Regions from separate parts of the Homo sapiens genome. Here region 2 is linked to region 1. Evidence: chromatin loops called from intact Hi-C (ENCODE). Cell type or tissue: thyroid gland. All regions are shown on one strand. Each heading gives the region's core, and the rest is flanking DNA. Links, peaks and the distances in the headings are about the cores only.

The links. A loop is a pair of places that touch in the nucleus more often than their neighbours do. Peaks named below come from ENCODE experiments on the same cell type or tissue, not always from the same donor. Only the 100,000 strongest peaks of a DNase experiment are listed, where the experiment ranks them.
Region 2: it touches region 1 in a loop (2.1-fold over the local background); 44 of 110 quality-filtered maps call a loop at or near these places.

The regions. Positions count from the first base shown.
Region 1 is chr2:36,362,379-36,374,257 of GRCh38, forward strand. All of the region lies in intron 1 of CRIM1 (cysteine rich transmembrane BMP regulator 1), which reads left to right. It overlaps LOC124907753 (a long non-coding RNA gene), which reads left to right and starts at 7,840. Exons shown (of 2, transcript XR_007086281.1): 1 at 7,840-11,879. RefSeq lists a silencer at 5,608-5,902 and an enhancer at 5,796-6,449. In thyroid gland, for the core only: no CTCF peak of the experiment used is centred there; DNase peaks (open chromatin) are centred at 5,940 and 8,923; H3K27ac peaks cover 4,453 bases.
Region 2 is chr2:36,406,235-36,418,113 of GRCh38, forward strand. All of the region lies in intron 2 of CRIM1 (cysteine rich transmembrane BMP regulator 1), which reads left to right. It overlaps LOC124905989 (a long non-coding RNA gene), which reads right to left. Exons shown (of 2, transcript XR_007086282.1): 2 at 10,113-11,879. Among named protein-coding and RNA genes, the nearest start is that of CRIM1, 56 kb to the left of the region's middle. In thyroid gland, for the core only: no CTCF peak of the experiment used is centred there; DNase peaks (open chromatin) are centred at 5,959 and 7,253; H3K27ac peaks cover 6,187 bases.

The DNA of each region.
Region 1 (11,879 bases), core at 1,835-9,834:
GTGATCCTACCCATTCTCCTTAGAGCCTGTGCAATTGGTCTCAGTGTTTCTCAACATCTAAGAATGAAGCTGCATTCTTAATGCTTTAGTAGCTGTGCTTCAAAACGGCAAGTTTCCTTTTGAGAGTGATTTTCTCTTTGTTCTAGCTTGTTTCACTAGGCGGATAAGCGTGGGCAGTAAACTGGGAGGTGTCCCTTTATCAGCACCTCTCAGCTTCACCCACCCTGCTGCTTGCCCTGGGCAGTAGCCTGGTCACATCTTTGAAAACCTCTGTTTAGTCAAGACTTCCTAAGTCAAGACAGAGGAATGGTTGAATATACCTCTATGTAAGAATACCCTCAAGGTAAACACTAAACTCTTACGTGTTTTATCTTGGGCCCACATGAAAAAAGTAAATGTTTTTAAAGAACCTATTTTCCTTTGTTAGTTGCAAAGTGAACAGGTATCAATTCCTTACCTCCCTCCTCCAGTCCCAGTTAATTCCCCACATGAAAATACCTACATGTTGGTGGAAAAGTGTAATGTTCAAGAACTTGGGGCCGGCCGTGGTGTCTCATGCCTGTAATCCCAGCACTTTGTGGGGCTGAGGCAGATGGATCGCCTGAGGTCAGGAGTTCAAGACTAGTCTGGCCAACATGGTGAAACCTTGTCTCTACTAAGAATACAAAAAAATTAGCCAGGCTTGGTGGCAGGCCCCTGTAATCCCAGCTACTAGGGAGGCTGAGGTGGGAGAATTGCTTGAACCCAGGAAGCAGAGGCTGCAGTGAGCTGAAATCGCACCACTGCACTCCAGCCTGGGCGACAAAGCAAGACCCTGTCTCAAAAAAAAAAAAAAAAAAAGAACTTGGTTTCTGGGGTCAAATCTGCACTCTGCTTCTGTGTGTCTCAGTTTTCTCATCTGTGTAGTCAGGTTAATGATAGGGTTGCTATAAGGACTCAGTGCATCCCTAATGAGCAGTTAAAAGAATGACTGGCACATGGAACATGCTTACTAACAAGGCTACTAACCAGTATAAGTGAAACAATTTTACTTGGGCTCAGTCTCTTGTTCTCTTAATCCCCATCTACCTCAGTCATTGATGGTAAGCAGTTAAGGAGGTTGGGCTCTTAGAAAGGGAGCAAATTGTTACTGAATTCAGCAGTCGTCGCCGCCCCCCCCCCCCATGACTATCTTTTTATACCTTGTCTAAATGATTTCTACAAAGTTTGTATATTTTGAGTAATGTTTTAGGTCTGATATTATTTTGCATTGATTTGTAGGAATTATAAATGTAACCATTTATCTGTGAACAAATAATTAAAAATACTTAATTTGGGGAGGAGGCGGGAACCTAGATGTGCTATAATCAGCAGTGTGCACTTTGCTTCACATTATCTTCTGGGAGGAAATTTTGCTCCTAGCTCCTGAGTGTGCACACTGATGACCACTGCAGGATTTGGCCTGGCTTGAGCAAAGAAACAGCTCGACGCCATGGGGGCTATGGTTCCAACCTGCTGCTGCAGTTGGTATAAACTAGGCAAAACCAGAAGTCAGAGGATTATCCATTCCTCTTGTTCTTTTTCTAGCTCTACCTGTTCTTCTGCCATTCTTCTGCCTGAAAATATTCATGAGCATCGCCTATGGGTCTTGTCTCTGTGCTTTACAGTAGTGACATCACTTGTGTAAGCCAGTTTTTCTGTTAGTCGTCGGTACCTCCTAGGTTCGCTGTGGGGGTTAAGTGAGATAAAACTGTGCTTCTGAAATTTTAGTGTGCACACAAATCACCTAGGTATTTAAAATTGCAAGTCTGATTAAGTTAGTCTGGGGTGATGCCTGTGATTCTACATTTCTAACAAATTTCTGGCTGATGCCAGTGTCACAGGTGCCAGGACCACACTTTTAAGTAGCACAAAGCTAGTACCTATGTATACAGCATGTATCACAGAGTATGCATATTAAAAGACCTGATAAATGTTACCTGCTATTATAGTCATTATTTTTCAGCCAAAATAAATAAGATATGGTCCTTGTTTTCACACAGGCCATGATCTGATGGTAAACTGGAAAAGCAGACAATTCATTACAATCAGTTCAGTAAGCCATGAGATAACGGAAATGCCAAGCATGTCAGGAGCAAGTAAGAGGGAGTCTAACCCAAATCTGACCACCAGGAAAAGTTTAGTGGAGGATGCAGCAACAAGAAAGACCTGAGGGTCTCCTCTCCTCCCTCCTTTTTTCCTGCACTTCTTGTGCAGGATGTTTTAGGAAAAAGAAAATAGGGCTTGGGGCTAGACAAACCTGCATTGAAATCTTAAATCTGTTATTTTTTTAATCGTGAGATCAGCTTGTTTAGTTTCTCTGAGCTTCAGTTCCCTCATCTGTGAAACTGGAATATTAATAGCTTTCTATTAAGTAAATATTGTAGTGAGGATTAGAGATTTATATATATGATTACATAGATGTATATATAAGATTGTGTGTGTGTGTGTATAGTATGTATGTGTATATGCTAGTTTCTGGTACCAAATAGATTTTTTAAAATAATATTAATTTTAATTTCCATTCTATTTTCTATCCTTTCCCATTTTCCTCTTTGTTAGCTTTCTCTGTAAGTTTAAAAATTTACCTTGTGGGCACACATTTCCTCCAAACTTAACTAAATCTCTTCAAAGGGGTGGGAGTTTCGAGGGGGAATTCAAATGTCAGATGTTTGTCAAAGAGAAAAGAACCGTGAAGTACCGAGAACAGGGGGCTGGGAATACAGGGTCTATGCACCAAGGAAACATGCGTTGGTTTGATCCAGTGCAACTACAGTTCCCAGCGCCTTTGGCATTTCAGCAGAATGTGAACACTTGCTTGATTTTGTGGTTTGAGCCCCTACATCCAAAGAGCTATTTCAAATTAATATTTATTTAAAAATGGCCTTTTAATATTAATGGCATATGGTTTTATGACAGTGAATTAAATTTCCTTTTATTGTTAGAACTTTTTGAGGATTTCTGGACATCACTGGAGACGTTGGAGACCCCAAGGATATAGCCAGGCCAGGTTGATATATCTCACTGAGGTTACAGAAGGAAGCAGCGGCAAGCCTAGCCGATTCAGAGACCACTGCGGGCTTGGGAATGAGCAGGAGAGGGTGTGAGGGCCAGAGGCCATCTGTGTTGCTTTTCTCTCTCCCAGTCATTCTAGCCATCTTTGATGTGGACTAATAGTCGAGGTTGGCCATGGGTTTGCACTGTCTCTAGGGAGTCTTTGTGATATAGTGCGGGGTAGGAAGAACACCTAGAATCAAAATATCTAATGTTACTAGCTGTTTAGTTCTTAGTGTGGGTATGGTCCCATTTTAGGAGAACAGAACTATGAACTATGTTTGTGTTTTTTTTTTTTTTTTGAGACAGAGTCTCACTCTGTTGCCAGGCTGAAGTGCAGTGGCATGATCTCAGCTCACTGCAACCTCTGACTCCCTGGTTCAAGCGATTCTCCTGCCTCAGCCTCCTGAGTAGCTGGGATTACAGGCATGTGCCACCACGCCCAACTACTTTGTGTATTTTTAGTGGAGACCACGTTTCACCATGTTGGCCAGGATGGTCTCTCGACCTCGTGATCTGCCCACCTTGGCCTCCCAAAGTGCTGGGATTACAGGCGTGAGCCACCGCGCCCAGCCCAGAACTACATTTGCTTAACTGTGACTCTTTCCTTTGTACCTGAAAATAAGTATCATTTTTATCCAGTAAATATTGGCTGATAATTCATAAGGCAGATGCTTTAAATTGGCTATTGTAGAACAAGGAGAAAGAACTTGATGAAGAGAAAAATCCTTGGAATCAGTGGTTTACAACTTTTTTTTTCCTTCCTGATGATCAAACCGTATTATCGCATAGTAGAAATTGGATTTTCTTCCAGAAACTACTTTAGTACCTCTCATTTGTAGCACTTCTATCAAGAGTGCTGGTATTCGGACATGTAACCTACAAACAAAATCAGAAAGATGTCAAAATAACACCCTAATTCAGACTATCCTGAGAACATTTGTCTTCTGAATATTTAAGAAAAAAAAATAAGTGTTAATTATATTGTAGGGTGTTACCATTTTGTATTTCAAGTTCCTGAGAAGAGAATTTGAACAGTTTGCTATTTGGAAATTTTAGCAACCAGCTACCTTGCCTATGGAAAGATTAAAAAAAAAAGGAGAGGGAGTAGATGGTGGTCCATAGGCTGTAACTGGAAACTATGCCTGTCTTATTTAGCATTTCAAAACAAAAACCATAAACAAACATCTCAGATTCAAAACAGAAAGGAATTTCTGGCAGGGCAGAATGAAACCTGAGACTGCAGAGTCCCAGTCTACAAGAGGTAACTTATTTAGCTTCTTATCCAAAGGCCACAGCAAAACGTTTCACAGCTGTGATTAAACAAAAGGCATCTTTTGTTGGAGAATTGTGATACTTCTTTTTAAGACTGCGAAAGACCTGCCAAAATAAGGCAAAGCTACCTTGAGGATGTTTGACCTGAACTAGACTTTATGAAGTAGTTGGACCACTTCAGGCCTTATGGTGTGAGGAGTGTGGGATGCATAGGCTTGGACCTTTCTGTGTGTGTGTTTATAAGTCTGTAGAGACAGAATATTCCATCATGTTATCAAATGCAGATCTCGAAAACCTTTTCTCACTTCCCATATTTGGGAGCTTTGCTTTTTTTGAAAAGTATGGGCTTTTACAGTCTGAGTGAGGAAAAGGGATGGATTTTAGACAGTTTTGTCTGTGGAAGTCAAAGTAGAAGGATTTTTAAACAGTTGGAGACAGAATGGGTATACTGTGTGCTTTTCAGAACCACTGAGTTCCTATATTTCAGGCAGATTTTAAGAAAACTTATTACCACTACCTATCACATCAAAATGAAAGACCAAATAAATTTCTGTGTTTTAATCAAGACTGTGACTGTATTTGTGTATATCCTAGCTTGTTTCAGAAAGGGTTTGAGGCTGCCCAGAAAGGTGAATATTACAGAATTCTTGTATGTGATAACATGATAAAGGAGAAAAAAACAGCCATGGCTTTTGAATCCCCCTTCATCTCTTAATAGCCCAGTGACTTAAATAAAACCCTTCAACTTCCCTTGGCATGACTTTGCCTTAATTTGTCAAAAGGGAATTAAATAGTTACCTACCTCAAGACAGGGGAACTGAATCAGATGATATCTTAAGGTTCTACTGGTCATAAGATCTATGCTTTTATGACCTAGAAGTGATAGACAGGAGTCGAATATTACCTTGTGTTTGCAGAGCCAGGGAAGGAAAAAGTGATAGTGTCTACATGACTGCCAGGTGCTGTAGACAGAAGGGCTTAGAGGAAAAGATCAAGAGTTCCTCCATGGTTATGTTTATCAAGCGGCAGTGGAGACAGTAAAGCGTAGTATTGGGAAGTTAGTGACAGCTTTTAAATGCCTGAAGTCTTTTAAATCATATTCACCGTGGCTGAGTCTGGATTCAGGGTAGAACTCAAACCTCTCTTATGTGTTTGCTGCCTTCCCTTTCTCCATTTTCTTATGTACTTCATTAATTATTAAGACTATGAGGTAGGTAGGTGACAGAGACTGCAAAGGGAGAAGCTAGAGCGAAGACAGGCCAAAACTTGCCCAAATTCACATGCTCATTTCTGCCTCTGACACTAGGAGAGAGTTGAGTAATTGCTCTTCTTCCTAATACTGCAGGCAGCAGCCAAATTCTCCACATTCTTTTACCTTTGCTGCTGTTTTCACTTGCCAGGGAGTTTCCTTAAGGAGCAGACTGAATTTAAAGAAACATAGCAGTAATAGTGCATGAAAGGGGGTGTGGGGTCGCTGGCCAAACGTGGCATGTTGGTGCCTCACGTTGGGAGGATGAAAGGATGATTCCTGCAGAGGGACATGCTGCACACTGCGCAAGCTCCCTCACCTCTGTGTACAGCTGAGCCACTGACCAGGAAGCTCTTTGCTTGTATGTGAGACAGCAAATATTCACTAAATATGTTTCAAGTACAAGCCAACTGCGAAGCTTGGAAAGTTGTCCAGAAACTTCACCCTTCCTTTGCATGTTGTCCAGCGGCAGGACGTTGAGCAAGGTTAGGTAGTATGAACCTGCGGCTCTAAAACTTAAAGTAATAGGCATTATTCGAAAGAAAATGATGCCCAGCACGGCTTCCAGTGTATATTAGCAATCAGCTTGTTTGCCTTGTGGTTATTACATTTTTTGCCAAGAGCAGCCTTCCAGAATGAGGTACTAGTTAATTCCCATTGGGCATTTATTCATTAATAAGTCTGCTGAATGTGAAATATTCCATTTGGGAGTATGTCATATGAGAAAACTCAGTGGCTAATTATTACATAGCTCTCTTCCATGATTCTCACTTTCAGCGCAGTTACCTAAGCCACCATTTCCTAGGTATGTAAACTTAGATAATTTTTAGTTTTCTGTAATACTTTTTGCTTTTTGCTCCAGAAAATTTTTTTTCACTCCAATCTGTGAAATTGTTAAAAGTTTACTAATAACTGGATAAACATTTTATGTTGTACTATGGCTTGCTCTTTCTTTCCATTTTAAAAAGATAATATCAAAAGTTAAATCCTGTTCCAGATCTTACCGTCTCTCTTCCAGGCTAGATTTCTGGGATGGGGTGGTGTTAATTTACTAACCTGAGCTTTTGCCCAATCTAGGGTCTCCTTTACTCTTTTCTGGTGTATAAATAGGTCTTTATTTGCTTTTCTTCCAGGTTGGTTGGTGCATATTAGCTTAAGAACTTTTAAACCTCTGCGGCAGTAATGAGAATCTGCATGCCAAGGGCCCAGCATTTCTCTACAAAGCAGCCCATGAGTGCATGTGTGTTTGCTGTAGTGAAGGGTCTATGTTAGAAGGTGAGTTAGAGACCCCACTTGCCCACATCTGTGTGCTGTGGTTTGGCCCTCCTCCTCTGGTGAATCCCTACCACAGCCCAGTGCCTGCTGGATCTCAAGTGTCCTGAAAGCCATTGGAAAGATGCTTTCCAGCAGTCTTAACATTTGCCTCCATGTTCTTTCCAGCAAGGATGAGTGCACACAGCTTTCCAGCTACTGGGCAACCCAGCCATTGACAGAAGGTGGTGCAAGAGTCAATTCCTCTGTGAGGATCCCTTCCAATAACAGTGTCTGCATTAACGACAAAAAGTTCTGTAAAAATGTTTGCAGGGGGAGCTTTTGACCTGCAAACATTTCTACAGAACTTTTTGCCATATAGGAACATATGAAATGTTATATGTAATATAGGTCAGAAATGTTGCCATATAGGAACATTCGAGAAGATGATAAATGTGAGGAAAGTGATAAAAGTTTATACAACAAGGATCTGTACAAGATTGTGGTAGATTTGCTGGCCTAAAAAGATGTACTCAGGGTAGTGAACTATTTCTGTAGCATCAGCCACTGGGCCCCTGAGTGGGAATACTCTTTGAGAGACAGGAAGCTAATTCCTTCTTTGAATGTGTAGTTAACTTTGTGCCATTGGATGTAGGGTGTGCACGTGCATGTGTATTTTTTCAGTTGCTGAGGGCACAACACAGACAAAGAATACCGTGCATTGTATTATGGATGTGCTGGAAACAACGCCCCAGCTTGAAGCAAGTTGACTGTAGTATCTACTCTGTAGATCAGCAAACTGAAAATGACTTCTTAATAAAAGGTCGCACATTGTTTTACTTACTGCATTTGAAAAAACAGTTCTAATTAAGATGCTTTGGGTTTTAAACTGCCTGTTAATTGGGATATCTATAAGTGGGCAAGTAGAGCTTCTGAATATTGCTGACTTATTTCTTAGTGATTGGGACAAAAGCTTTTTTTTTTTTTTTTTAAATAGTATGCCATCATTAAACAGTTTTTGACCTTACGCAGAAACTTTAAATGTGACAGCAGAAAGAAGCAGCAGAAATTTACAGTGAGAAATGGAAGACCTCTGTAGGTAAATAAGTAAAATGAAAGAAGCCAGAGGTGTTTTTTGTTGGCAGTAGATGAAATTATTTTCAAACACTGCCCTGGGAAAAGGTGAGCCCTCAGCAACCAAGTTTATTGACTGTCTATTCAGGAAATTGTATTAGTTGCTTTGGAAAGAGAAAGGAAAAAGAAAAGACTTTCTGCCAACTGAGGGCTGGAAAACTTGAGGGAGATAAAGTATTTACATGCTTTAATAACATAAAGCATGTCCAAAAGAAATACATAATTACAGCTATGTTTGGCACTGAAAATAATCCAGGTTATTATATTTTTAAAATTGTGTGTGAATATGTAAGTGAATGCCCTTGAGTCAGAAATGCTTGAGTGATAATATTTCTTGAGAGAATGGAAAAGTAGATGGTATTAGGAGCTAAAAAGAGAGAGAAGGGATAAAGGATGACCACTAGTTAAGAAGGAACAGTGAACTTTTTTTCTTTAGAGGGGACATATTTCATATGCATAGTTATTCCCCCTCTACTTCTAATCTTAGTATAATAAGCATTTAACTTCCCATAGGACCTTAGCAGTCTGCATGTTATTACTAAAAGCCCACAGGTAAGGGAAAATTAGACCCCTAAATTAAAGACCTGACCATCTTGCTCCTGAAGTTTTAGGTTTTCCAACTTTATTTCCAGTGTATCTTGGACAAAGACCCTTTGAGAGCTCAGAAAATTAGGAGATGTGGTCAACACATTCTTCTTAATATCTAGTGCAACCAAAGACTTGGCCAGCAACTAAGGCCAGCAACTGGAAAATGGGTGTGGTGTCAGGTTTCAGACGCCCCCATAGTTGTCTTCACGTCCTTTAATATGTGTTGGCATCCCTCAAGCCCTGCCAGTTTATGCTCTTTCCTTTGTGAAGCCTTCCTGCCCTGCCCAGGAAAAAGTAATGCCATCCCCCATCCCCCATCCCCCAGTGACCATAAATAGCACTTTCTCCTTCCCCTGTTATAGCACTTTTCATACTGTGTTAGAGTTCACATTTCTGTCTCTCTGCCTCATTGTGATCTATTTGAGTGCCAGGATTGTGTGTTATTCTAGCGCTTGGCACACAGGAAGAACTCAATGAGCATTTGTTGACTAAATCTAGACTCAAGGTCATCCAAGATATTATACAAAAACTTTTTCATCGAACCATTTGGTCTGCATTGTGGAAACTGAAACGAATGGCACTCCCCGTTAAGAGAATCCCAGTGAGAAGCCATAGCATTGCAGGAGGAAGCTCAAACTGGTTAACTTTGCTCATGCCGATCAGTCTTAGAATTTTTTGTAATGTTTCCATGATGAATTAGTTTCAGCTGTATTTTTTTGGCAAATATTTAAAGATAATTTTTATTTGTGTGGACTTTTCTTCTTGTCAGTTTGTCATAAAGGTGTCATCTTTCATTCACTAACCCCTTATCAGCTTATAGGAATTTTCCTCGTGGGTGGTTGCTTGTAACCTTCTCTTGACTGCCAGGGATCTGATATACTAAACGGTTGAGATACTGTGGTGATCAGCTGCTTGTAAACAATAACTGATAAATCGGTTATAAATTATCAACACACTTCAGATGACCATATCATCATGACTTGGTGATAGCAAAATAGACTTCTGAATTCTCAGCTAATCCAGGATTGTGTCTTAACAAACATTTATGTTGATTAATCAGGAGGGTGTTTAGTTTAAGAAACATGTACTGAATGTTCAATATGTGAGTGCCAAGTGCAGTGTGGTGCAACCTGTTTACTGCTTCAGGTGATCTCCAGATATCCTAAGGAATTTTTAACTGTACAGCTTCTTTGGGGAAGGAAATCCTAAGCCAACAACCTGAGGGTGGAAGTGTGTGACTGGGAATAATTAAAATGCCTCACAATGGTTCGAGCAGGAATTCCATAGGAATGCACTTTAAGGCATTTAGGAAAGCAAAATTCCGTTTGGATTTACTCCAAACCCTATGACTTCAGAGACAGGAATTTTTGATGATTAGTGGCTGGAGCCCCAACTTGTTATTTAGTAATTCCACATTCAGTGTGGAATTGTTTTTTCTGTAGCACTAGTTATAAGTTCTTTGTTTGTTTTTCTAAAGGTTTTAAGGAGGTTTACAAATTAAGATGGAATAAGACATTAGAAACTTAAGGATACATAGCAAATTAAAACCTTGATACATTTGGTGCTAAGCTTTTCAGCTGCTAAAGATAGAGAGTTTTGGCCAAGATAAAGTATATAGAGTCAAAGACACATGCAGAATTCTCCTGGATATAAGTTCAGGTACCTGTGCCATTTTATCACTTTAGTCAATGTGCCCATTTTCTTAGGGCAGGTTTAATTTTCTGCTGCGGCATGGCCCTTCAGCTTTCCCAAGTTTACGATGCTCATCTCATACCTGATGGAAATTGTTGATAATGTTAGTGTATGGTTGGTGGCTTTCCCAGTAGCCCACTTCAGATCCTTTTATTGGTCATCACCAGTTACAAAAGTTTTAGGAAAGGGAAGGAGAGAAGCTGGAACTGATGGCTAAGTAAAGTTATAGCTGTAGAGCTCTGGTTGTCCATAATGAACAGTGGCAATGAACAGTGAAGATTTAAGCAAGGTTATTTTTTGAGGGTCCACTGATGATTTTCCTATAACTCGTTAAAAATATTTTTAAAACTTTTATATGGCTTCATATAAAAAAAGCTTAAAAATCTGTTCCCAGACTTCCTAGGCAGGTATGTTTTCTTTTCAGTGTTGCCTTCTCTAAGACTTTATCAGCAGAAGGAGTATTTGAGCTGATGGCAAATGCTGCCAAAATGAGAAGTGTGTGTGTTTCTCAAAACTCATGATCCCACAGTTAAATCGAGGGTGTGGGTAAAGGACCCAGAACTGTTCTTGCTGATGGAATAGCACACTTTTCCTCAGACATTAGTAGAGTAAATGAATGGAGGCAGAGGATTGGGAAACACTCTTGAAGGAGGGAGTGCCCATCAGCCTGTAAGCCAAAGTAAACAGTTCTTGTAACTGAAAAATAGACTTCCTGGAAGGAGAGAACCAGAGAAGTGGGTGTGAAGTGCAACCAGCAAGTACCATTTTCAGTGATACAGACAGCTGGCTTAACCTGAGTCCTGACAAGAACCTCTCAGAGCTATTTGGGGAAATCAGTTGCTTGAACCAGCCTTTGACTGGCCTATCGTTCCTACAGCTGTACCCAAAGATGGCACTTGGGGAGAAAAGGTCACATTTGTTTGTGATAGAGAAAGCAAACCGATGGGGCATTTTGAGAGGTAGAAATGAAGTCATCATTTGCGGAGCCGGTGGACCAGCAGAATGGCCGTGGGAAGGTATCCCTGAACCTGTATGTGTGGAAATGCAGGCATTCTCTGTCAGTCTTTTGTCACAGTGAGAAAATGTCATTACAGTGGACAGCTATGCACACGTTGGAGATTATGTGATGTGTGCATGTGCATCCATGTGTACAACATACACCCATGCAAAAATTGCTCACAGGGTCATGTGCGTGTCCTGGTAGTCTGTTATGTCCATTCTTCTGTAATAGGAGTATGTTTTTCAAACTGAAGCTGTTAGGTTCTGTTAATTCCAACAGAACAAAAAAAAATCTGCCTCTGGCCATCATTCGTTAATTTACATAGATTAGATACATGTAGTCTGTCTCCTAAGTGGCTTACATAAAGCCGTGGGCGTCTTTTCCTGTGTCTCCTCTTCGGCAGTTCCTAAGGCACCTACCAGGTTTATAGTTGCTGATGTCCTACCCATACTATGTGTCAAGAAAGGTAGACTCAAAAAGGATTGATGCAGATATTCCTTAGAAGTTTTCATGCCCAAAGATTCTTGGACCTTAGTTGCATGAGGGAAGAGGCCTTGCCTCGTGAAAGGAGACCGAAGCCCCTTATTAAAGGGGTCACTCAGAAAAAGGTGTTATCTA
Region 2 (11,879 bases), core at 2,641-10,640, 45 kb after region 1:
TACAAATTATCACCACTGTAATTGTTCCATTGGAGGGAGGATGGAAATGGGTGGGTTTTGTACATTTTATAAGGTTTATGAAGTTTAAGGGAAAGGATTTTGGGGAAAGCTCTTGGCCTTTCCAAACTGCTGTTAATATACTCATTGATAGTGGAATATATGACCTTTGATGGCACTTGGGAAGCTAAAGGAAAAATCAGCTGGGACCTTGATGATAACGAGGTCCCTGACCCACCCGGAAGGTGAGGTTAAATGTGTTTTCCTTTGGTCAAGGGAAGGGAATTCCAGATCCTTTGCTCATGTCAGGAAAAACCTTTGTGGGGGCCAGGACTTAGTGTTTTAAACTTGATAAGTCTTACTAGTTTAACTCTGCTAATATTTGACCCCTCCCCCCCCCCCAAAAAAAAACAAAAAAAGATAACCTCTCAAACTGATTCTCTTACTCGTCCTGAAACCAAGCATTCTGTATTGCAAGGGCCATGCCCTCTTTGCTTCAGGACTTTCATGTGTACAGATTCCTAAATTTTAAGTTACACAGCTGCTTCATCAAACTTACTCATCATAGATTCTAGTTTTCTTAGGCTAGTTACATCTGAAAGTGGTATTATGCTTGTGAATGTGTTGCTTTAGCTCATATAATTTGTTTAAAAAGTTTATTTTAGAGGAATCCAGTTAACACTGCTTATCAAGTTTAGAAACACTAAGTCCTGGCCCCCTCGAAGGTTTTTCCTGACATGAGCAGAGGATCTGGAATTCCCTTCCCTTGACCAAAGGAAAACACGTTTAACCTCACCTTCTGCGTGGGTCAGGGATCTCATTATCATCAAGGTCCCAGCTGATTTTTCCTTTAGCTTCCCAAGTGCCATCAAAGGTACTTGTTTATAAGGCAGTAAGACCATTATGCAACTTTAAATTTTATCCCACTCTGTTTGTAAAGACAATCACAAATTGACAATATTCTTTGTCTTTTCTTTTTTGGAGCATATATACAGAAGCACACACACATATACATATTCGTGTGTATGTATATGTATATCTGTAAACACAGATATGTAAAGTGACTTTAAAATACAAGTACATGTGTTTCATTTTAAATTCTAGCGATGTCATTGGGAAAGAAAGTGTAGACAAAGTTACATATTTTTGTAAGTAGTGTACTTTTATTTACGTTGACAGTTAATATTTAAAAATTTTTTGTTACAGATACAAATTTTGGGGAGAATTGTCCTTAGAAACATGTTTTAAATCGTTGTTCTGATGTCTTGATAACTGGTACCAGGAAAATAAAAGGGTTACCAAAAGGCAGAAACCAGTTTCAAATTATCTGGGAAATAAAAACAGGAAACTCAGGGAACTTGGCCTGAGACCAGTTGGAGAGGAGCAGTTGTTGGTTGAATAATTATACCTGCATTTTAACTGTTGGAAGTCATACAGCGACCTTCTGGTTGTTGTGATTTCTTGTGCCCGTCAAAAAAAAAAAAAAAAAAGGAAGTCACGATTAAATATCTTATGTCCAGTTACCAACAGGAGTGTGAGTGTAAAGGAGCCTCTTTATTCCTACACATTAGGTTACAAAAAGGATTGGTATAAAAAACAAATTTTCCAGTTGACATTTAGAGTGATACTTTCTATACAGTCATCTGTAAACAGCATAATAATGTTCTATACCATTCATTCATGGATTTTTTTTCACCTTCTTCTTTGCTTTAACTCTTAACTCTGAGCTTTGAAGCCATCTCTTCTGTCCAAAGATGTGCCTAGTTCAAGCACTTTTCTGTCCTCTTTCCATACCTAATCCCAGGTTGGTTAAAGGAGCACCAGAAGTTGTAGGTGAGCAGGTTTTGCTACATCTGGGCTTTATTTCAGGATTAAATAGAATGTACTTACTATGTGTTTTTAAAAGAGACTTATTGTTAATATTGCAAGGACAAAAACAACCTGACAGGTTGAGCCAGATAAATGGTGTTCTTGAGGGCCGTGCCTAAAACTTCACCAACCCAGGATGCCTAAAAAATGTTGGTCTAATGACTGACCTTAGCAGGGTGACATGTTCACTGCTGGGGTAGCCCTGAGCACTCCTGCGCGTGTTTGTGGTTTCTGACTTGGCTGTAGGTGACCTCTCAGTTTTTCCCAGGGCTCGGCGTGTGCTCTGTAACACAGAGCTGCTGAGTTGCTGCTTTGCCCAGCTGTGTCCGGCTAAGCCCTGGCCCCCACAAAGGTTTTTCCTGACATGAGAAAGGATCTGGAATCCCAGCCCGGGAGGCCTTCTGAGCTGCTGGCAAAGGATGCTGTGAGTGGAGACCACTCCCCATGGCAGAGCTCCCTTCCCTCTAAGGGGAGCTGGAGCTGTCCCTTCTGTGTCCACAGGGGTTCTCCGCCTCCTGCAGAGCGGAGCTGCAGCCCCAGGCTTGTCTCCATCAACCAGAGGGTTTGCATAAGCAGGAGCTGTCAGGCAATTAAAACCTCGTTAGTTAGTGTAATTAGTATTCCAAGACCATGATCTGGGATTTTGGACAACTCAACCAAGCTGGACAGTTTATATCCTGCTTATGAGAAGAAAAAAAAAAAGTCTGTGCAAGGGAAGTTCAAGAAAGAGTCTGGGAGCATAACCACTTTAGCATAAACTCACAGACAGTCAAAAAAGTGATCATTTCAAATGTTCTTATAATTTTATCACTATAGGTAAGGAATCTCTATTAGACACTGTGTTTTTTCTACTCTCCTGTCTTGCCAGTATTATATATTTACTAGTATCTTGATTAAGAGATCCTCAGAGGGGAAAAAAAAAAAGCTCTTTTAAATAAAGAGAGTTTTAATTAAAAAAGAAAATAATTTGCTAATGGGAGGAAGCAGGGCTGAATGCATACCATCATACGTAAAAATATACCACTAAGCAAAGCCCTACTTTCCTCCAGTTCTTGTTGAAGGTTAATAGAGCTAACCTTACATGAAAATTGTAAAGATTGCCAAATTTGTCTTTTTCCCACTATGCCCTCCCTATTCTTTTAGTTTTTTTCCACCTCAGAAGCCCAGCATCATCTTTCTCTCGTTTCCACCAGTAACTATAATCTAGGAAAAATTTTAAATTTAAATTTACCCTTTTTGATTGGTTGTACCCTAGAGTGTTACCTCTGCCAGCATCCCCACATTTTAATCTTAATTGTGAAATTCATATTGAATTCAATCCAGAAAGAAGGAGCAAGGATTTCTGCAGTCAATGATACCCCTTCCTGACTGAGCCCTGCTCACTTGGGGAGGATTGTCCTGGGGCTGGCCCATTGCATAGGGGCATTTGAGATGAATATGGAAAGGACCTCGCCCTAAGAAGTCTAGTGGGAGAGATCATAGACACAAGGAGTTATAATGAGGGTAGAGCAGCCATACCCAGTCTGAATAGTGTTATGCCCGGTAGACATTCTAGAAGACATTGATAAACAAGAATCAAAGCTAACTTTAATCAGTTTAAAAGCTACTTTGTGATTTATAGACACATATGTTTACTTCTAGAATTGGCACTTCTTTGTTCTTTGTGAAATGTGTAACTTAAGAAAGGTATTTAGGAGCACTAAAATTAAATATTTGAGTTTTTTTAAAGAAGCATTCTAATAATAAAATTTGACTCATTCCCTAGTTCATATTGACCTTCACTAAGCATACTGTTCTGGGGCATTTGAATAATTTGTTTCAAAAGCTATGAGACCATTCTTTTAATGGTGCATACGCTCTAAGATAAGAATAATGGATTCCCATTGGTTGATGATACATGCAAAGGTAGGGATATACTCTTACAGTGTGCCTTCCTGCTTTTGATTCGTGGTTTCTCTTGCTAAGTGTTTTCTGCATCAGGAGGAGGTGACAGCAGTAAGTGGTGCCTGTAAAGTTGGAAAAGGGAAGGAATTAACATGAATTAATGTCTGTGTGAGTTTTTAAGGAACTGGAATGTCCCTCTAAATCGAGGATGTGTTTTTTTTGTTTCTGGTTGACAACTTCCTAGTTTTCCTACACTTCATTATTCTTTTCTCTGTCACTGGGATTTTTTTTTCAATTTCCCGAAAAGCAAATGAAGTGCTTTATCCTTATCAGTAGCCTTTCTTTTCCTGTTCCAATAACAAAAGAACAATACAGGAATTTAATAATGTTAAAAAATTGCTGTGTCTTTTTCTTAATATATCCATTTATTTGTCTGCAGATAAAATCCAAGTTTTACAGACATAGAGGAAAGCTGTTTATATAAGTAAAATGAGCTACTATTGTATCTTGTCCTTGTCAGGGTTTTCTTTTTTTGTCTTTTCACCCAGTTTAGAAAGTGGATTTTTTTTTTCTCTTTAAAATGTGTGCCCATGTTCTGTTATTAAGAGGAAAAGTCCTGAAAATACAAAGATAGGTGAAAACACTGGTTATCCTCTAACAGAAGGACACTTTAAAGATTCCTAAAACACATTCTGATCTTGTTTATGTATCTATATTCTATTAAATATTGTTATTTACTCTTCCTGCTGCTTTGGAAAAAAAAAAAGTCCAATCTGCCTCACAGACCTTTTATAAATATCAGAGTTGTGGTTTTGCAACAGTGTACATGAAAAGACACTTGTTTCAGTGTTTGAGTTCATGGCAGGGTGCATTAACGTGGCGTCTGCAAGTATCCTTGAAGCCACATTGAGGAGGGAACTTGGGACTTGTTCCATGGTGGTCCTGCTCTGACCTCAGAGGACCTTGCTTGCTGACTTTTTTAAGGCATGAAACAAATTCTCATATTCTCAGTCGTGTCTGACGCAGATCTGGGTACTAGTCAGGGTTCTAAACTGCCTAAATAAATATCTTGCATATAACATCTAAAGTGACATTTATCTCTGTGGTACTAAAAAGAAAATACTATTCCACTTACATGTTCTTGGTGCCCTTTGGCATTTTGATTGCTAATTACAATAGGACCTTCAGATTGCCTTCTGATTGAGACCTAACTTATTTCTGTTTCATCTGGAATTTTTCAAATACAATTATTATGTGGTGTTAACACTTCATTGCAGCATGGAACTCCCAAAAATGTTGTGTATATATTCTTTCATGCCTCTCAGCCTGGCTTCATGTCTGTCTAGGTACAGGTCTTATTATAATGTTGCCCTTGGGGGTCCTTTTGATATATCAAGAACTAAACCTCTTTAGTCAGGAGAGTGTATTCTGTATGGATTTATAATAAATAGTCTGTGTTCATATGCATAGGAAATAATGCATTTTCTGAAAAAAATTATGCATGTCACTTGTATTTTTTGTACTTTATGTGCCGGAAGAACATTGTATACAAATATGTCCCATGTGCATGTATGAATTTATATAGCTACATGTATATAAGCACATATACATCCATGATGATATCATAGGTAATATGTGGAAATAAGTGCAACCATGTGATTATTTTTATCTTATTCTTTGTGTGTGTGTGTGTGTGTGTGTACAGTTACCTGTGTGCTATTAAATGTGACAGTGCCGATAATAGTGTTACATTCTCTGGTTAAGTGTTTCCTGAGAATTTTGGTCTTCCTTAATGGTGCACATTAGTTATAGACTCTTAACCCGTGAGATACATTCCAGTGGTTCGTTTCTAAGAATCGATGTAATATTATGCACTTTGTAAATAGCTTATAGAGGATAAGCTATGACTCCTGAAATAAATATTATTCAAACTGCTTCCATTTTCATTTCCCTTATCACTATAACAACCACACCCAACTTTGCAATTAAATTGTGTTGTCTATCTGCTTCCCGCACACTAGTGAAGCTGACCCTATTGAATTCAAAGGAAATATGAGAGATAAAGTCGAAAACTGTCTTCCTTTTGTTGACATTTCTAAAGCAACAAGTCAGAAAGCTTGACTCCCTTTAGGTAGACCAGAGCTGCTACGGGTCATGATTAGATGGTATGTCCACTAGTAACTGTGATGACGCCCAACAGAATTATTTGAAACATTCTCAGTAAATAACCAAGAACTCCAGTAAGCAAAAGGGGAGTAGCTGTTAACTTGCAGTTTCAGTTTTCTACAAATGGGGGCGCAGGGGGTGGGGGGCGCACGGAATACCGAGGACAAAGGTAAAGATCGACATAGAATGGAAGTCACCAGATTTCTGCGTTTAACCCATTCTTGCCCAGCCCAAGTGAAATTGTGTTTTGGAGAAGCCTCCATATTTGGCCATCGAGAGATTGGCAGTGGGAATTCTTGGCTGTATTTTACTGCTCTCTTTATTGAAATATTTGCCACATCTGACAGTTCTGTCACTGTTCAGTTCAGAGGGATTTTTAAATCATATACTGACTTTGATGCTTCATGGATTTGTATTATTTGTGTATTCCTCAGTCATACTAACCTTTGTATCAAGATTTTTGCCATATGACTCATATCAAAGTTTTTAAGACATATTTAAAACAAATGAATTTTAAATAGTGGCCCATTTGCTATATGTTAAATTTGATATACAAAATTTTATACATCTTAAATTTATATATCTTTGATATCTTAAATTTGGTATACAAATGGTGGCCCATTTGATATATGTTTGCTTAACATAATGTAACATGATTGATTTTGTTATATTTCCCATGAGCTGAGGTACTGTTGTTTTCTATTACCAGAGAAGACATTTCAGATCTTTTAAATCTTATGTGAAGTACTTCCTAAGAAGAGAAGTAAAATGAGTATATCTCACATTAGTTACTATTATCTGCAGCATCAAAAATAAATGAATATCCCCAGGAAAAAGGTTATAAAATTACAACACCTAGACACATTGAGGTAGGTAGTAAATGTGAAATGGGCTTACGAATGACTTTATTCACTTACTGGCATTTGGGAGGGACTCAGGCTGTCAGGAAAATGAACCAATCTGTATTAATATAAAGCGCTAGAAATATAAATAAATCATGTTTGAAAGCGATACCAGGATTTTCCTTGAATGCTGCTGAATAAATTCTGCTTGTTAAATGTCAGTGAAATGTATGTCACCTGCATGCATAAAGTGAGAGGGCCACAAAAAACATCCACTTACCACTTTGAAATATGTAAGCCCTTTAATGTTCCTTTGACCTTCAGTTAAAGGACATAGTCTCATAGCAGAGGAAATGCCTCAAATTCTAGCATCTGGGTTTGTTTCTTTATACTTTTTTGGCATAGTTACAACAGTAGGGCTTTTCTGTCCTTTAATTTTTTTCACAGTACAGTCAACACAGGCTTTTCACACAAGCGGGAAAGGACGGTTGTGAGGCCAAAAGCAATATGTTTCTTCTCTGTGCTCCACGGCAGAGCCTAATTGAATGGCTTGTTGTTTCAGAGAGAGCCCAGAACCAACAAGCAGACAAACAGAATCCCACACAAATACAAATTGCGTATAAAATTAGATACCTACACACGTGCGTATCAATGGATATGTACTAAAAATGCAGTCAGCGATCTCTTATTTTGAGCTCATTGGCTTAGTCACCGTGTTCCAATTCTTTCATCTTTGCAGTTTTTGGATTTTCATCTGAATTTTCAGCTGGCTAAAGATGTTTCTTCTACAGCTGAAAAGAGAACCTAGTTTCATTACATACACTTGTAAAGTGTATGTATTTGGATGGGGGTGCTCTATTTCAGCCCTATTCATATGTCAACCATATTGTCATTTATCATTAGCAAAAGGTCACTTTTAAGCTTTGCAGAATGAAACGGTGAGATCCGATTTTCCATTAATTAAAAAATATACATCATAACAGTATGCTGGAGACATCTTCATATATTTGTGTTTTCCCTGCTTTACATCCAATAGGTTTCTGTGTATGAGCTTCTCCTGAGACTGAATAATAGCAGCACACCCTAATGCACCTTTTTTAATGGGAATTCAGTTGGGTACCATATGCCTTTCTCACTGCTGAAGGCCTTCATGCTTTGGCATCTCTGCTCTCATCTTACCGGTGATTGTGGGCCATTTGTCTGGTTCTGACATGGAAATATTAGGAAGCAGTGCTGTTATATACAAATCCTTATAGCCTTAAAATTAAATGCAGCTCTCAAAAGCAGCCTAAAAGTTAAATGACACACAAAAGCTTGTTTTGTCTGAAGTTTATATGTTTATTCTGTAGAGTTACATTGGATAGGGTAGTTATCAGCCCTTAGCAAATGCCTACTTAGTTTTCCTTAATCTGTTATTCATTCATTCATTCAACAAATATTTATTGAGCGCCTGCTCTGTTCAGACACTGTGCTAGATTCAGGGCAAACAAGACAGATAAGGTTCTAGTCCCCCCCCGAGCTTTCAGTCTTAAGTGGCAAAAATAAAATTATGTGATTGCTGTTGACGTACAGGGTACTGAGACTGAGATAGGATAGCTTGAGAAAGTCTCTCCTCTGAAGAGCTGATGTTTTAAGTTGGACTGAAAGGTAAGAAGGAGCTGGCTGTGCAAAGAGCTCGTGGAAGAACATTCTAGACAGAGTGAACTTGCCCATGTTCAGTGACCCCAGTATGGGAGAAAGAGTTTTGTGTCCCGAGGGACTTAAAGTTGTGATGTGGCTGTAGTGTATTGAGTGAGTGTTGGGGAGAGTGGCAGAAGAGGAAGCTGGAGAGGCAGGGAAGGGCTCAGTTACACAGACAACATGGTAAGGAGTTTGGATTTTATTCTAAGTATAATAGGAATCCATGAAAGAGTTTGAAGCTTCAGATGGAGATGAGAGGATGCCCTTTTTAAGATCAACTGTGGCTGCCATGTGGAAAATGGATTGTAGCGGGAAGCTAGAGTAGAATCAGAAACATTATTTAGGCCACTGAAGAAGAGCCCAGCCAGGAGACTGCTATGTGGCTGGACCAGGGTGCTAGCAGAGGAGTTGGATAGATTCTCTGTTCCATTTGGAAATACAGTTAAAAGGGCTCAATTAGGTTGGATTTGGGGGTGAGGTTGGGGGTAGACTTCAGAGTGACCCCAGGGTTCTGGCTTGAGCAGTTGGTACCATTTCCTAAGATGGGTAAGACTGGGCAAAAACTAAGGGGAGTCAAAATTACCTGCTTGAGAAACTGAGAGTATACTGGAGGCAGAAGTGATTCTGAGTCCTTTTCTTCGTGTGGTGATGCTATTTGGAAATCAAGTCATTAGAGTGTTTCACTACCTGGAACACATCAGTAAAATTGTGAAAATTCCACCTTGGTAGCTCTTGGTTACAGCTCTTCAGCTTTGTCTTGTGCTGTTTTATCTAATCCTCTGTCTCTTCTGTAGGCTGTTTCTCTGACCTTTGGAGAAGGCTTTTGTTTCTTCCCCAGGGATGTCAACACAACCCATATCCCAATTTGTTTGGCTTCCCTTTAAAATTGTTCATAGATTCTTTCTGTAAGTTTTTCACTACATGCATCTACTATTTCAGGCATGATTATCGTCACACTAGAATCCCGGTGGAACCAAGGCTAGCTGGGGGAAATGAAAGATTGTGAGTGTCATATCTCATGCACACTCCAGAGCATGTGGAGAAGCCCATACCATTTAAATCATTCTTCCTCCATCCCCTAACTGAGGACTTATGTGGTAGGACCTTATTATACTTAGTCTATGTCTGTGTGCTTATCATACCACATTTTATTTTCCTGTGTGCCTGCCAATATCCTCTGAAAGCAGGGACGGTGCCTGGCATCTAGGGGATAGTTAATGAGTGTCTGATGATTTAAAAAAATAATGGATTGGGGCTGGGCACAGTGGCTCACGCCTGTAATCCCAGCACTTTGGGGGGCCAAGGCACGCGGATCACTTAAGGTCAGGAGTTCAAGACCAGCCAGGGCAACATGGTGAAACCCTGTCTCTACTAAAAATATAAAAATTAGCTTGGCATGGTAGGGTGTGCCTGTAATCCCAGCTACTCAGGAGGCTGAGGCAGGAGAATCACTTGAACCTGGGAGGTGGAGGTTACAGTGAGCAGAGATCGTGCCACTGCACTCCAGTCTGGGTGATAGGGTGGGATTTTGTCTCAAAATAATAATAATAATAATAATAATGGATTGGAACTATGGAACTAAATTATAAAAGATAACTTTCATGATATGCTAAAAAATGGGACTTTATTGCCATTGAGGAACCTAAATTATAAAAGATAACTTTCATGATATGCTAAAAGAATGGGAACTTTATTGCCATTGCAAGCTTGTGAGGAGAGAGGTAGCATGTGAAGTTAAGACTAGAATGACCGGTTCCTTGATTGAAAACAATCAATAAAGGTGCTGTGAACAGATTATCAGAAAGTATCTGTAAGTATAAAACACATTCAGAATTTAGAAAACAAGATGTAACTCCTACTACAACACTGCGTTTGTCTTCTGAAAGGAAGAGACATCACAGGTTTAGTATTTTTTGACCTGTCATTTGATTTTAGTTTACGCCTAATTTCATTTAAGCTTATCCTTTTGGCCATAGTCCCATTTCTTTTCAGTGTTTTTGCTGCCAGTTTTTCAGATACAGAAGGAAAGTCATATTTGCTGTGTGCAGTTGGAAGAAACCCTGGCACAGTTCCTCCAGAAACCAAAGACAGAAATTATTAGCCATATCCAGACCAGTAGCTGACTGGCTCCAATTCTTCCTCCCATGAGCTTTCCTGATTAATGGGAGAATCTGTTCTGTAGTCGAACAGCCTCTTTCCTGAGCCCAGTCTGTCCTGGCTTCAGAGCATGACCAGCTGTGCAGCTGAAGCCATTGCCAGGGCTCTGTTTCTGATTCTGCTCCTCAGCATGTTGGAGGTGTTGGACGGGGAAGCAGAGGGGTGGGAAGAGCATCCAGGTCAGTTTAGATGTTTCAGCAGGTAACAGACGTGGCACCGTCCACCCAGAATCCCGCCACTCCCATTGGACTCTGTCCTCTTCAGAAGGCTGTCATTCTGCATGGTGCAGATGTTGCAGTCCTTCCCTTATTCTTTTGTCTTTTTGTCCAGACCACTTAGCTCCTGTGTCTGTGGTGATTAAATGCTTTGTAACTTTTTCTGACATCCTTTTCTTCACCCCTCTTCTCTCTTCCCCTACTGTCTCGCCCACCATACCTCTTCTGTTTTCTGTTTGCCTTTCTTTCCTCTCAGCTATTGCATTTTCCCCTTTACACTGAAATAGCTTTGTTTATTGGCCTGTTTCCAGCAATATTAACATATTTCAATTTTTTACTCACCTGTTTACCAATTTAACAAAGCTAAGGTGGTTCATGGCAGTATTTGGGGCCTGAAATATGAAATACTGTCATAGCAGATTGTATACGTTCAATTTCTGTTACCTTTCTCTTACCTTTCTTCCTTATTCTAGACTCAATCTATTTCATTTCAGGGGTCTGTTATCTGAGTGTTTGGAGTTTGGGATCCTTGTAGGATCTTCAAAGCTAAAGACCTATCTCCACTGCATCTCTGAGATCTTAAAAACAATAATATGAAGATCCAGAATAAATTGGTGTCAGTTAAACTCTAACCAAAGAAGGTTTAAATGCAGTGAGCATTTGAGTGATAAATAAGGTACGGCCCGAACTCAAGAGGCTTCCAGTTTTCTTGGGGAGACAGGCATGAACACCACTCACTAGAATAGAAAGTAGAATGAAATAAGTACTTTCATAATTTACAGGTACGAGAAAAATGCACAGGATTACTGAGAAAGGAGTTATATTCTGACTAGGAAAATCAGAAATTGTGGCATTTTCTGTGAACATTGAAGGATGAACAGGATTTCAGTAAATGGAGAAGAAAGGCAGGAGGGCTTCCTAGACCAAGGAGGTGATGGTGGTGGTGGGTGGAGGAGAATTGTGCATGCCGATCTTCTGTGCAGCACTGGGTGGCAGGCACATTGCACCTAAATGAGCACTGACTATGCTTTCAAGAAGTTGGGACTAAGGGAACAGGTGCAGGTTAGAA